2 separate regions of the Homo sapiens genome follow, and region 2 is linked to region 1. Evidence: chromatin contacts called from ENCODE Hi-C or POLR2A ChIA-PET data. All regions are on one chromosome and are shown on one strand. The core of a region is the stretch at or near the end of the contact, and the rest is flanking DNA. Distances in the headings are between cores, read along the strand shown.

The links. Hi-C counts contacts between places; a loop is a spot of excess contacts on that map. ChIA-PET counts read pairs that join two places held with the same protein, here RNA polymerase II (POLR2A).
Region 2: a map of astrocyte of the cerebellum shows a loop between it and region 1 (5-fold over the local background). The contact joins two enhancer-like sites. A Hi-C loop is called at or near these places in 1 of 168 maps with a recorded cell type or tissue (astrocyte of the cerebellum). POLR2A ChIA-PET finds 5 or more read pairs at or near these places in 3 of 52 experiments (OCI-LY7, WTC11 and activated CD4-positive, alpha-beta T cell).

The regions. Positions count from the first base shown.
Region 1 is chr6:15,146,402-15,153,298 of GRCh38, forward strand. The region is part of intron 2 of LOC105374946 (a long non-coding RNA gene); the gene reads right to left. Among named protein-coding and RNA genes, the nearest start is that of JARID2-DT, 96 kb to the right of the region's middle. Within about 2 kb of position 2,155, at least 2 of the 41 ENCODE cell types and tissues checked have a DNase peak (open chromatin) inside an H3K27ac peak, as active enhancers do.
Region 2 is chr6:15,215,543-15,222,150 of GRCh38, forward strand. No RefSeq gene overlaps it. Among named protein-coding and RNA genes, the nearest start is that of JARID2-DT, 27 kb to the right of the region's middle. Within about 2 kb of position 4,114, at least 3 of the 41 ENCODE cell types and tissues checked have a DNase peak (open chromatin) inside an H3K27ac peak, as active enhancers do.

The DNA of each region.
Region 1 (6,897 bases), core at 905-3,404:
AAAAAAAAAAAAAAAATAGCCGGGTGCGGTGGTGGGCACCTGTAGTCCCAGCTATTCAGGAGGCTGAGGCAGGAATATCGCTTGAACCCAGGAGGTGGAGATTGCAGTGAGCTGAGATCACACCACTGCACTCCAGCCTAGGCAACAAGAGCAAAACACCATCTCAAAAAAAAAAAAAAAAAAGTTTCTGTACAGTGTAACAAATGCAATTTTTACAAATCTGTTTTGAAAACATGGTGGCTGTTGATTTGGGTTTCATACTCTTAACAACTTCATCCACCAGTTTTTTTAGCTTCCTAATGTCTTGTAACCGCTCAGCTCACACAGTTCTGAAGTTTAGCTCCAGTCAGCTCACTTCCAGTGATGACTGGATGGAGTCCTATTTTTTTTTTTTTTTGAGACGGAGTTTCGCTATTGTTGCCCAGGCAGTAGTGCAACGGCTCGATCTCGGCTCACTGCCTCCTCTGCCTCCTGGGTTCAAGTGATTCCTCTGCCTCAGCCTCTCAAGTAGCTGAGATTACAGGCAAGCGCCACCATGCCCAGCTAATTCTTGTATTTTTAGTAGAGACAGGGTTTCACCATGTTGGCCAGGCTGGTCTCAAACTCCTGACCTCAGGTGATCCACCCACCTCGGCCTCCCAAAGTGCTGGGATTACAGGCGTGAACCACCACACCAGGCCTGATTTTAGTGCTCTACACGTTCAGAAAAACTTGTCTAGTAAGAAACTGTAGAAATGATCCCTGAAGCCCTGAAAATATAGTCTTTTCTCCTCTTTTCTTTCCTTTTTTTTTGTTTGTTTTGTTTCGTTTTTGAGACAGGGTCTTGCTCTGTCGCCCAAACTGGAGTGCAGTGGCACCATCACAGCTCACTGCAGCCTCAAACTCCTGGGCTCAAGCTATCCTCCCATCTCAGCCTCCCAAGTAGCTGGGACTACAGGCACACACCACCATGCCTAGTTAATTTTTATTATTTTTTTTTTTTCTTTTTTTTTGGCGGGACGGAGATTTACTCGTTGCCCAGGCTGGAGTGCAATGGCGCAATGTTGGCTCACCGCATCCTCTGCCTCCCAGGTTCAAGCGATTCTCCTGCCTCAGCCTCCTGAGTAGCTGGGATTACAGGCATGTGTCACCACGCCCGGCTGATTTTGTATTTTTAGTAAAGATGGGGTTTCACCGTGTTGCCCAGGCTGATCTCGAACTCCTGACCTCAGGTAATCCGCCCACCTCAGCCTCCCAAAGTGCTGGGATTACAGGCGTGAGCCACTGCGCCGAGCCATTATTATTTTATTTTATTTTATTATTGTTATTTTTTTTTATAGAGACTGGGTCTCACTATATTGCCAAGGCTGGTCTCAAACTCCTGGGCTCGAGCGATCCTTCCTCCTCGGCCTCCCCAAGTGCTGGGATTACAGGTGTGAGCTGTCACTCCCGGCCTTTAATTTCTCCCCTTTTCTAAAAACCCCAATTAACTACCTAAAAATGTAAGAAAAAATGAAAAGTTTGTCTAACAGCAGGTTCCAAATTTACAGTGAGTGATAAGACAAGACTGGCCATGGAGGTAGGCGTTCTAAATTTAGCTCCACGCTACCTCCTCGCACAGGCAGGGAGCAAGTCAGTCCTCCTCTGTGCCCAGGTCTCTTTGCCTGTCCCACGCAGGCAGCATCTGCCCTATCTCCAGGGCCTTGGCTGGACAAAACAGATCACAGATGCAAAACTATTTCATATACTCTAAGTCAGGGCTTCTTATTCAGGGGTCCATGGCCCCTCAACCCTTGGCCTTGGCCTCAGGATTTTAACAAACATCCAGACACTATCTTATTGAAGCTGGTGTGTATATGTACATGTGCTTTTTTCTGGGGAGAGAGTCTATAGCTTTCTTCAGATTTTCAAAGGAGTCTATGATCCAAATTACTATCCTGCTCCTCTTTTCTCTGTTATTAATTTCCGAGTGTTTACTGAGCCTTCACCAGGGGATCTGTTATTAATGATGTGGCTAACTTCCACTTCTCTTCTAACCTTGGAGCCGTCAAGGAAGGTTTACAGGGTTTATATTGGTTTGGATTTCACTTTAGAGGAGGGAGGGGGTGAAGATCACGTCCCCAGAGATGCCTGAGGAGCATTACCTCATCTCTGGGGAAAGCTAAGCCCAGGAGCTCTCCCACAGGGCCCCGTCAGGGCAGAGCATGAGGCTGTTGGGCCTGTTCTAAGTCGTGTTCTGGGGTTTTCTACTCCGGCAACACCTAACATATGGCATGTGCACTGATGCTTATGAAAACAGTGATTCATTCTTAATCCTTTAAAAAAAAAAAGTCAACCCTATGTGGCCTTGGCTCTCCTCCCTGAATGCCCTTCTGTTCTCCAGAATGTCTGTGTTGTCACCTGCCTCAGCCTTGTGTCGTGCGCTCTGTGACTCTGCCTCTCTGCAGGCCCCCTCCTGCCTTCCATGTCTGTCTCATTCCATCCCCACTGCTCTTTCCTCAGCGTCCTTGTGGTCACTCTGAAGCTGTGCATCCTCAGCCCTGTGTAGATGGGAAGACCTTTCCTCTCCTTCATTTCCATCCATGCACCTTGCCCAAGTGCCCCTCACCCTCACGCCTCTTCCACACTGGGTCTATTCTATGCCTTTATCCTCCTTCCCTAGGCTTCGTCCCTTTAGGGAAAATCTCCAGCTATGGGAAAACCTCCCTAGCTGGGGAGAGGCAGGAAGTAAGAAGGTGAGGGAAGAGGTAGGAAAAATTGGGGTATGGGCTGAATGAGGGCAGAAGTGGGGGAAGTGGGCTGCAGGGAAAATGACTGAGAATCACCGACTTTGCCTCCTGTCTTGCAACCTCTGCCTCCTGGGTTCAAGCAATTCTTGTGCCTCAGCCTCTCAAGTAGCTGGGATTACAAGCATGCGCCACCATGCTCAGCTAATTTTTATATTTTTAGTAGAGACCAGCTTTTCCCATGTTGGCCAGGCTGGTCTCGAACTCCTGACCTCAGGTGATCCGCCCACCTCAGCCTCCCAAAGTGCTGGGATTCCAGGCATGAGCCACCAAACCCAGTCTCGTCTTGATTTCTTTCATAAAATCATTTGTTTGATGCCCAACTGGGCAGAAGATGAAGATGTTATATCGTGAGAGAAGACAGAACCTTGCCAGTCTTATAAAAAATGAAGGAAAGAGAAGGACAGAGGGACAGGAGGAAAGAGGGGGAAAGATTCGGGAGATCATGAGGGGTAGGGGATAAGAACGCATCATATCATAGCTAACTCTGCTGTTGTTGCTGTTGTTTGTTGTTGTTGTTCTTGTTGTTCTTTGAGATGGAGTCTCACTCTGTCACCCAGGCTGGAGTGCAGTGGCACGATCTCAGCTCACTGCAACCTCCACTTCCTGGGTTCAAGCAATTCTCCTGCCTCAGCCTCCCGAGTAGCTGGGATTACAGGCATGTGCCACCACACCAGGCTAATTTTTTGTATTTTTAGTGGAGACAGGGTTTCTCCATATTGGCCAGGCTGGTCTTGAACTCCTGACCTTATGATCTGCCCACCTTGGCCTCCCAAAGTGCTGGGATTACAGGCGTGAGCCACTGCGCCTGGCTATTTTTATTTTATTTTATTTTATTATTTTATTTTATTTTATTGAGACGGGGTCTTACCATGTTTTCCAGGCTGGAGTGCAGTAGTGCAATCAAAGCTCGCTGCAGCTTCAGGCTCCTGAACTCAAGGGATCCTCCTGCCTCAGCCTCCTGAGTAACTTGAACTACAGGTACTCCTCACGCCCAGTTTTTTGTTTTTTGTTTTTTTCTTTATAGAGGCCAGATTTGGCAATGTTGCCCAGGCTGGTCTTGAACTCCTGAGCTCAAATGATCCTTCCGCCTTGGCTTCCCAAAGCCCTGGGATTATAGGCATGAGCCACCATGCCTGGCCTTAACTCTGTTTAGACCAAAGCAGATCTTAACCAATGGATAGGCAAATAGGACTCAGGAGACACAGGAGAGTCATTTCTAGAGTCAAAAGCAGCCAATCATTGTCAATGAGGTTTAAGATTAGGGTAGTCCCAAATTATGCAATAAGGTGGGTTCCAAACATTGGTTGTTGCCTGGAGCTCAAAACATGTTTCCAAAAAAGGCAGTATCCTTTGAAGAAGTCCAACAAAACTGTGTGAATCTTGGTTCTATGTAACCTTGGGTAAGCAACAACCTCTCCGAGCCTTAAATAAAGATGACAATACCTTCTAAGAAGTGTATCTTGGCCGGGCATGGTGGCTCATGCCTGTAATTCCAGCACTTTGGAAGCCTGAGGCAGGAGGATCCCTTGAACTCAGGAGTTCAAGACCAGCCCAGGCAACATAGTGAGACCCTGTCTCTTTTAAAAAAAAATTAAAAATAATTAAAGGAAAAAGAAGAAGTATATCTCTCCTTTTTTTTTTTTCTTTTTGAGATGGGGTCTTGCACTGACGCCAGGCTGGAGTACAGTGGCGTGAACTCAGCTCACTGCAAGCTCCACCTCCCAGGTTCAAGTGATTCTCCTACCTCAGCCTCCCGAGTAGCTGGGACTACAGGCATGCACCACCACGCCCAGCTAATTTTTGTATTTTTAGTAGAGATGGGGTTTCACCACGTTGGCCAGGATGGCCTCTATCTCTTGACCTCGTGATCTGCCCACCTCGGCCTCCAAAGGCAGGAGGATCACTTGAGCCCAGGAGTTTGAGACCAGCCTGGGCAACATAGTGAGATCCCATCTCTATTTTAATAAAAAATTAAAACAAAAAAAGGCTCCAATATATGGCAGATAGAATTACAGAGAAAAGCCACAGTAGCTAATAACCGGCAATGCACTGAAAATAGACAACTGTGCTAAAAAGACCATAGAAACCGAACAATAGTGTACTGCACGATGCTTGCAGAGGAAAGGGATCTAGAGTTTCAACCCCTAGCAGTAGAAGTGGATTGTTGCAGCAAGTACAGCCTCAGCTGTCATCTGTGCCCTAGGGCAGGGTTCAGTAGGTTAGGCGTTAAGAGACAGTGTACCTCATAAGAAGTGGTCAGGTTTCTTTCTGAGTTTCAGTTCTTCATTTATAGAAAGAGGATAGTAACGCACACTGTACACAGATTGTAGAAGACTAAAAATAGACCAGTATCAAAAATATTAAAAATTTTGAAAAATTCAAAATAAGATAGACCCTATTCCCAAACTATTTTCTGGAACATCAGCTGTATGGGCTATTAATAGGAATTACCAAAAAGGAAGTTTCCACACTCAAATAAAAATGGGAAATGCTGGCCGGGCGCAGCAGCTCACTCTTGTAATCCCAGCACTTTGGGAGGCCAAGGCAGGTGGATCACCTGAGGTTAGGAGTTTGAGACCAGCCTGGCCAACATGGCGAAACCCCGTCTCTACTAAAAATACAAAAACATTAGCCAGGCATGGTGGCAGTTGCCTGTAATCCCAGCTATTTAGGAGGATAAGTCAGGAGAATCGATTGAACCCAGGAGGCAGAAGTTGCAGTAAGCCGAGATCATTCCACTGCACTCCAGCCTGGGCAAAAGAGCAAGACTTCGTCTCAAAAAATAAAAAGGGGGGCCGGGCGCGGTGGCTCACACCTGTAATCAGAGCACTTTGGGAGGCCGAGGTGGGGGGATCACTTGAGGTCAGGAGTTTGAGACCAGCCTGACCAACATGGAGAAACCCCATCTCTACTAAAAATACAAAACTAGCTGGACATGGTGGCACATGTCCGTAATCCCAGCTACTTGGGAGGTTGAGGCAGAAGAATTGCTTGAACCCAGGAGGCAGAGGTTGCAGTGAGCCGAGATCACGCCATTGCACTCCAGCCTGGGCAACAAGAGCGAAACTCTGTCTCAAAAAAAAAGGAAATGCTAGGTCACAAGGAGGTCTCATACATCATCGGTTGACATAGAAATATATGCAAATTTGCAATATCTTCCAACATTTTAAATGCACATCTCCTTGGACATGGCAATCCTGCTAATGAGATGAAGGAGAAACACTAAATGAATTTTTCTTTTTTTTTTTTTATGAGGCAGAGTCTCACTCTGTCGCCCAGGCTAGAGTACAGTGGTGCGATCTCGGCTCACTGCAACCTCCGCCTCCCAGGTTCAGGTGATTCTCCTGCCTCAGCCTCCTGAGTAGCTGGGATTACAGACATGCACCACCACAGCCGGCTAATTTTTGTATTTTTAATAGAGACAGGGTTTCACCATGTTGGTCAGGCTGGTCTCGAACTCCTGACCTCATGATCCGCTCACCTCAGGCTCCCAAAGTACTGGGATTACAGGCGTGAGCCACCGCGCCCAGAATCTAAATGGATTTCTTATTGTAGGACTTCTTCAAGACAATAATGTGATATGTAGCATCTCCCAAACATATTTAAACTCAGATTCCTCTTCTTACGAGACATCTCCTGGGACTAGAGTTCCAAGGAAGACATTTGGAAACACTCAATTAAACCATGCGTGAGAGAGCTCCTAGCACAGATGGTTTTCCAGAAGACTTTATTTTCTTCTGCTGGTCCCAAGATTGGCCTCAGACCTCTTATCCCATCATCACCATCTGTTCCTTATGACCAAAGTCTCTCTCTTCCCTGGCCAGCTACACAATCAGATATATTTCAGCAACTTCCCTCTGCCCTCCTTTCTCTGAAGTATAGATTCCTGTAGGAGTTTCCCAAAGATCTTTGTGGCTCATAGTCATGAGGAATAAAAAACAAAAATGTTTTCTCCTCCAATGTCCTCTTTATTCATTTTGTCTCTGTAAGGAATGGCAAGGTCAAACAGATATAAGAGGTGAGGCTGTGTATGTGAAAGACCCCAAGCAAAATTCACTAAATTTCAAAGAAAAATTAGATGATATGCCAGACGCGGTGGCTCACACCCGTAATCCCAGCACTTTAGGAG
Region 2 (6,608 bases), core at 2,864-5,363, 71 kb after region 1:
GTTTCTCCATGTTGGTCAGGCTGGTCTCGAACTCTAGAACTCAGGTGATCCTCCTGCCTCGGCCTCTCAAAGTGCTGGGTTTCCAGGTGTGAGCCATTGCACCCGGCCTGGAAATCTTAATAATTAAAAACTATAAAGAAAAATACAGGCTGGACACGGTGGCCTCTAATGCCGGCACTTTGGATGCTGAGGCAGGAGGAGCACTTAAACTTAAGAGTTTCTGACCAGACTAGACAATGTGGAAAAACACCATCTCTACTAAAAATATAAAAATTATCTGCTGGGCTCGGTGGCTCACGCCTGTAATCCCAACACTTTGGGAGGCCAAGGCAGGCAGTTTGAGACCAGTTTGGCCAACATAGTCACCCCATCTGTACTAAAAATCCAAAAAAATTAGCCGGGCATGGTGGCAGGCACCTGTAATCCCAGCTACTCAGGAGGTTGAGGCAGGAGAGTTGCTTGAACCCGGGAGGTGGAGGTTGCAGTGAGCCAAGATGGCACCACTGCACTCCAGCCTGGTGACAGTGCGAGACTCCATCTCAAAAAAAAAAAAAAGAAAAAAAAGAAAAAAATTATCCTGGCATAATGGCACATGCCTGCAGTCCCAGATACTCAGGAGGCTGAGGTTAGAGGTTTACTAAGCCCAGGGAGGTTGAGGTTGCAGTGATCCTTGATTGCACCACTGTACTCCATCCTAGGCGAAAGAGTGAGTCCCCGTCTCAAAACAAAAAAAATTAAAAAGGCCAGGCACGGTGGCTCACGCCTGTGATCTTAGCACTTTGGGAGACCAAGGAGGGTGGATCACCTGAGGTCAGGAGTTTGAGACCAGCCTGGCCAACATAGTGAAACCCCGTCTCTACTAAAATAAAAATAAAAATAAAAATAAAAATAAAAGTCGGGCATGGTGGCAGGTGCCTGTAGTACCAGCTACTCAGTAGGCTGAGGCAGGAAAATCCTTTGAACCCGGGAGGCAGAGGTTGCAGTGAGCTGAGATCATGCCACTGCACTCCAGCCTGGGTGACAGAGTGAGACTCTGTCTCAAAAAATAAATAAAATAATTTTAAAATTAAGGGACTGGCGTGGTGACTCACGTCTGTAATCCCAGCACTTTGGGAGGCCGAGGCGAGGCGGTTGGATCACCTGAGCTCAGGAGTTCAAGACCAGCCTGGTCAACATGGTGAAACTTTGTCTGTACTAAAAATACAAAAATTAGCTGGACATGGTGGCCTGCGCCTGTAATCCCAGCTACTTGGGAGGCTGAGACAGGAGAGACACTTGAGTCAGGAGGCGGAGGTTGTTGTGACCCAAGATCTTGCCACTGCACTCCAGCCTAGGTGACAGAGGGAGACTCTGTCTCAAAAAAAAAAAAAAATTACTTAAGAAACGTACAAATCTTAAGTACAAATTTCAGTTACTCAATAAATTGAAACTTCTTACTATTATCACCACTGTATGGGGCAAAAGTAGCAGACTAGTCAGTCAGTCATCAGTGGAATGGATCCTACTTGACTTGTAGTACTAACCAGCTATATGACCCTGGACACTCATACAACCTTTGCTTTCTTTTTTTTTTTTGAGACGAAGTCTCCCTCTGTCACCCAGGCTGGAGTGTAGTGGCGAGATCTCAGCTCACTGCAAGCTCTGCCTCCCAGGTTCACACCATTCTCCTACCTCAGCCTCCCGAGTAGCTGGGACTACAGGCACCCGCCACCACACCCGGCTAATTTTTGTATTTTTAGTAGAGACAGGGTTTCACTGTGTTAGCCAGGATGGTCTGGATCTCCTGACCTTGTGATCCTCCCGCCTCCGCCTCCCAAAGTGCTGGGATTACAGGTGTGAGCCACCATGCCTGGCTAACCTTTGCTTTCAAACCTGTAAAACAGAAATACAGTGCCACCACCTCTTCTACTCATCTCTCAGAACTGTGATGAGACGCGAATGAATAAGAGATATGGAATCCCCTTTCAGAAAGTAAAAACACTTACAAAATCAGGGGATTTTTTTCTTCCCCACATTGACAAATATTTGGGTTCTTTGGGAGTTTTTAACATATGGGTTAATTCAGAGTTACAGATATAGATTTTCATAAATTGGGTTTCTGAATTTCCAAAGTTAAAACTATAACCTCAGACAATGTATCACTTCAAGGTTTCATTTTATCCCAAGTCATATCATCATGAACACCAATTATTGTCCCTTTGGAGACAGCTGAGATAGGAGAAATTTAAGAATCAGAGCATATGAAACAAAGCTTTTAGAAGATAACATCTGCTGGGCAAGATCAGGGATGATATAAGGGAAGAATAAAAATTATGAGTCTTTCTCTAACAGTCCAAGCATGAAAAAATAAAGATAAAAATAAGTAAAAATTTTAAAAAATGATCAAGTCCAAAACGAATATTCCATAGGTTTTTGGGTTTTTTTTGAGACAGTCTCACTCTGTCGCTCAGGCTGGAGTGCAATGGCAGGATCTCCGGCTCACGGCAACCTCCACCTCCCGGGTTCAAGCAATTCTCCCAGCCTCAGCCTCCCAAGTAGCAGGGATTATAGGCACCTGCCAGCACGCCTGGCTAATTTTTGTATTTTTAGTAGAGACAGGGTTTCCCTATGTTGGCCAGGCCGGTCTCGAACGCCTGACCTCAAATGATCCACCCACCTTGGGCCTCCCAAAGTGCTGGGATTACCGGCATGAGCCACTGTGCCAGGCCCCTCATTAAGTCTTGAGTAGGAATAAACCTATCCCAGCTCTGAGGCATAGACCTTAATTGGCATATATAAATCAGTTTAAAGTTACCTACTCCTCTGCCGCAGTAATTGGGTGATGTATGGATAATAATCTAGACCCAAACCAGTTAACTCGTAGTATTTGCTTAGAGTAGTTCAGGGATGAGCCAATCACTGTCAAAGTACAAACTGGCCTGGTGCGGTGGCTCAAGCCTGTAATCCCAGCACTTTGCGGGGCCGAGGGGGCGGATCACCTGAGGTCGGGAATTCGAAACCAGCCTGACCAACATGGAGAAACCTGACTCTACTAAAAATACAAAATTAGCCGGGTGCGGTGGTGCATGCCTGTAATCCCGCTACTCAGGAGGCTAAAGCAGGAAAATTGCTTGAACCGGGGAAGCGGAGGTTGCGGTGAGCCGAGATCGCGCCGTTGTACTCCAGCCTGGGCAACAACAGTGAAACTCCGCCTTGAAAAAAAAAGAAAGAAAGAAAGTACAAACTGTTGGATGATTATGGAGAGCAGTGCTTTCTCCCCTTTCAGAGTAAGCCCTGGTTGCTGTAGGCGACAATCTTGCAGAGGAAGGAAGCCTGCTGAAGACAGGTGAACCACAGGTGGTGGGGGCTGGATCACAGGTGTGAGCCACCACACCTGGCCTATTCCATAGTTCTAACCTTCATTCAGTTGGCTAGTCATTCATTTATCAAATATTAAATAGCACATGCTGGCCAGGCGCAGTGGCTCTCACGCCTGTAATCCCAGCACTTTGGGATGCTGAGGTGGGTGGATCACTTGAGGTCAGGAGTCTGAAACTGGCCTAACCAACATGGTGAAACCCAATCTCTACTAAAAATACAAAATTAGCTGGGCGTGGTGGCACATTCCTGTAATCCCAGTTACTCAGGAGACTGAAGCTGGAGAATCACTTGAACCCAGGAGGCAGAGTTTGCAGTGAGCCGAGATCTCGCCATTGCACTCCACCCTGGGCGACAAGAGCAAAACTCCGTCTCAAAAAACAAAAACAAAAACAAGACTAGGGCATGTTAGGCTGGGTGCGGTGGCTCATGCCTGTAATCTCAGCACTTTCAGAGGCCGAGGTGGGTGATCATCTGAGGTCAGGAGTTCGAGACCAGCCTGACCAACATGGAGATACCCTGTCTCTATTAAAAATACAGGCCGGGCGCGGTGGCTCACGCCTGTAATTCCAGCACTTTGGGAGGCCAAGGTGGGCGGATCATGAGGTCAGGAGATCGAGTACATCCTGGCTAACATGGTGAAACCCCGTCTCTACTAAAAATACAAAAAATTAGCCGGGCGAGGTGGCAGGCACCTGTAGTCCCAGCTGCTCCAGAGGCTGAGGCAGGAGAATGGCGTAACCCAGGAGGTGGAGCTTGCGGTGAGCTGAGATGGCGCAACTGCACTCCAGCCTGGGTGACAGAGCAAGACTCCTTCTCAAAACAAAAACAAAAACAAAAAATTAGCTGGGCATGGTAGCTCATGCCTGTAGTTTTGGCTACTCGAGAAGCTGAGACAGGAGAATTGCTTGAACCTGGGAGGCGGAAGTTGCAGTGAGCTGAGATTGCGCCACTGTACTCCAGCCTGGGAAGTTGAGACTCTGTCTCAAAAAAAAAAATTAAATTAAAAAAAAAAAAAAAAAAAACTAGGGCATGTTTCAGCTATCTATAGCTGTGTAACAAACCATGTCAAAATGATGCCAAAATCTAGTGGTTTAAACACTTGACAGAGATGGGTCTTCCTTCCTCCAGATGGTGCTCGCTGGAGTGGCTTGACAGGCCTTGGAGAATCTGAAGTCACTGGCAGAATGTTCACTATGACTTCATTCACTTCTCTGATGCCTTAGGTGGCTGCAATGTGTGAAGGCTGGCTGGTCCCCTGCATCTTCACCTGATCTCTTACCATCCAGTAATCTGGCTCAGAGCCTCTTTTTTTTTTTTTTTTTGAGACAGGGTCTTGCTCTGTTGCCCAGGCTAGAGTGCAATGGCATGATCTTGGCTCACTGTAGCCTCAAACTCCTAGGCTCAAGCAATCCTTCTGCTTTAGCCTTCCAAGTAGCATACAGGTATGCACCACTACACCTGGCTATCAGACGACTTTACATGGCAGCTGATGGACAAGAGAAGGAAAAGGAAGTTGGGCTTCTTTTTTTTTTTTTTTTTTTTTTTGAGATAGAGTCTCGCTCTGTTGCCCAGGCTGGAGTGCAGTGGTGCCATCTCGGCTCACTGCAACCTCTGCCTTCCAGGTTCAAGCGATTCTCCTGCCTCAGCCTCCTGAGTAGCTGGGATTACAGGTGCCCACCACCACGCACAGCTAATTTTTTTGTATTTTTAGTAGAGACGGGGGGTTTTACCATGTTGGCCAGGCTGGTTTTGAACTCCTGACCTCAAGTGATCCACCCACCTGGGCCTCCCAAAGTGCTGGGATTACAAGCATGAGCCACCATGCCTGGCGAAGCTGGGCTCTTAACACCTGGGTTTAGAAGTCCCAGAATATTACCCTCACCACACTCTGTTGGTAAAAGCAATTTACAGACCCAGACTCAAGAGGAGGGGATCCTGCACCAGAGCTCCCCACTCTAAAAAAAAAAGGCGGGGGAGAGGAAATGGATTCCATCCGTTCCTGTTCACAGAAAGAATAATTTGTTGGTGGCTGTCCTCACAGATGATCCACCGAAGTGCTTAGCTAGGATTGCATGGTGGGAAGACCAATCTTTTCCCTGGGGAGGATGGATTGTAGCCAGGCAAGAGGCAGAAAGACCAGTTTGGAGGGTGTTGCAGTGGGACAAGTAATAGTTGAAAGTCTAGGCTAATGAAGGTCTAGGTTAAAGAAACAGAAGTGGATGGGTTTGAAAGGTGCTTTATAAAAAGAAAAATCGCCGGGCGTGGTGGCTCACGCCTGTAATCCCAGCACTTTGGGAGGCCGAGGCAGGCGGATCACAAGGTCAGAAGGTTGAGACCATCCTGGCTAACACGGTGAAACCCCATCTCTAATAAAAATACAAAAAATTAGCCGGGCGTGGTGGTAGGTGCCTGTAGTCCCAGCTACTCAGGAGGCTGAGGCAGGAGAATGGCGTGCACCCGGGAGGTGGAGCTCGCAGTGAGCCAAGATCCCACCACTGCACTCCAGCCTGGGCGACAAAGCGAGACTCTGTCTCAAAAAAAAATAAAAAAATAAAAAATAAATAAATAAAATAAAATAAATAAGAAGAATCAGGTGACTGATTGGCTGTTGGTGCTAGGGAGAATATGGGGAGGGAAGAGCCAAGAGGGACACCAGTGTTCCTACTTTCATTATTATTATTATTTTATATAAAGATGGGGCTTTGCTACATTGCCCAGGCTGGTCTTGAATTCCTGGACTTAAGCGATCCTCCTGTCTTGGCCTCCCAAAGTGCTAGGATTACAAATGTGAGCCACCAAATTCAACCCAGGGTTCCTACTTGATTTCAGAGCAGCTGCCCTTTGTTCTGTCAAATCCCTACATAACAAAGTCATTTTTATTCCTAGATGAATGTTATTTTTCAGCAATGCTTCAACTCTGCTAAGCAAGTTCTTTAGGTGAGGTTAGCTTGACCCCAAGAAATCCAAGTTAAATTTATTGTGCTTAAAAAGGGTCAGTCAGGGAGACTCTACATCAGTCAGGGAGACTGCAGAGTCAAGGAGGCCACGTGGCTGGTGGCTTTAAAAAGTTTGCTGAGAGCTGAAGAGGTCAGCTGGCCCCATTCCAACCTGCTCTACTCATGGAGAGGAGTCCCATGGAGAGGAGTCAGGCCAGGCTGTTCTGCCCTGTCTTGACCCTGCACTGCAGGGCTGTCTCCACTCCGGAGATCAGGAAAGTCAGACAGACCTATGTTCTCTCTGACAGGTAG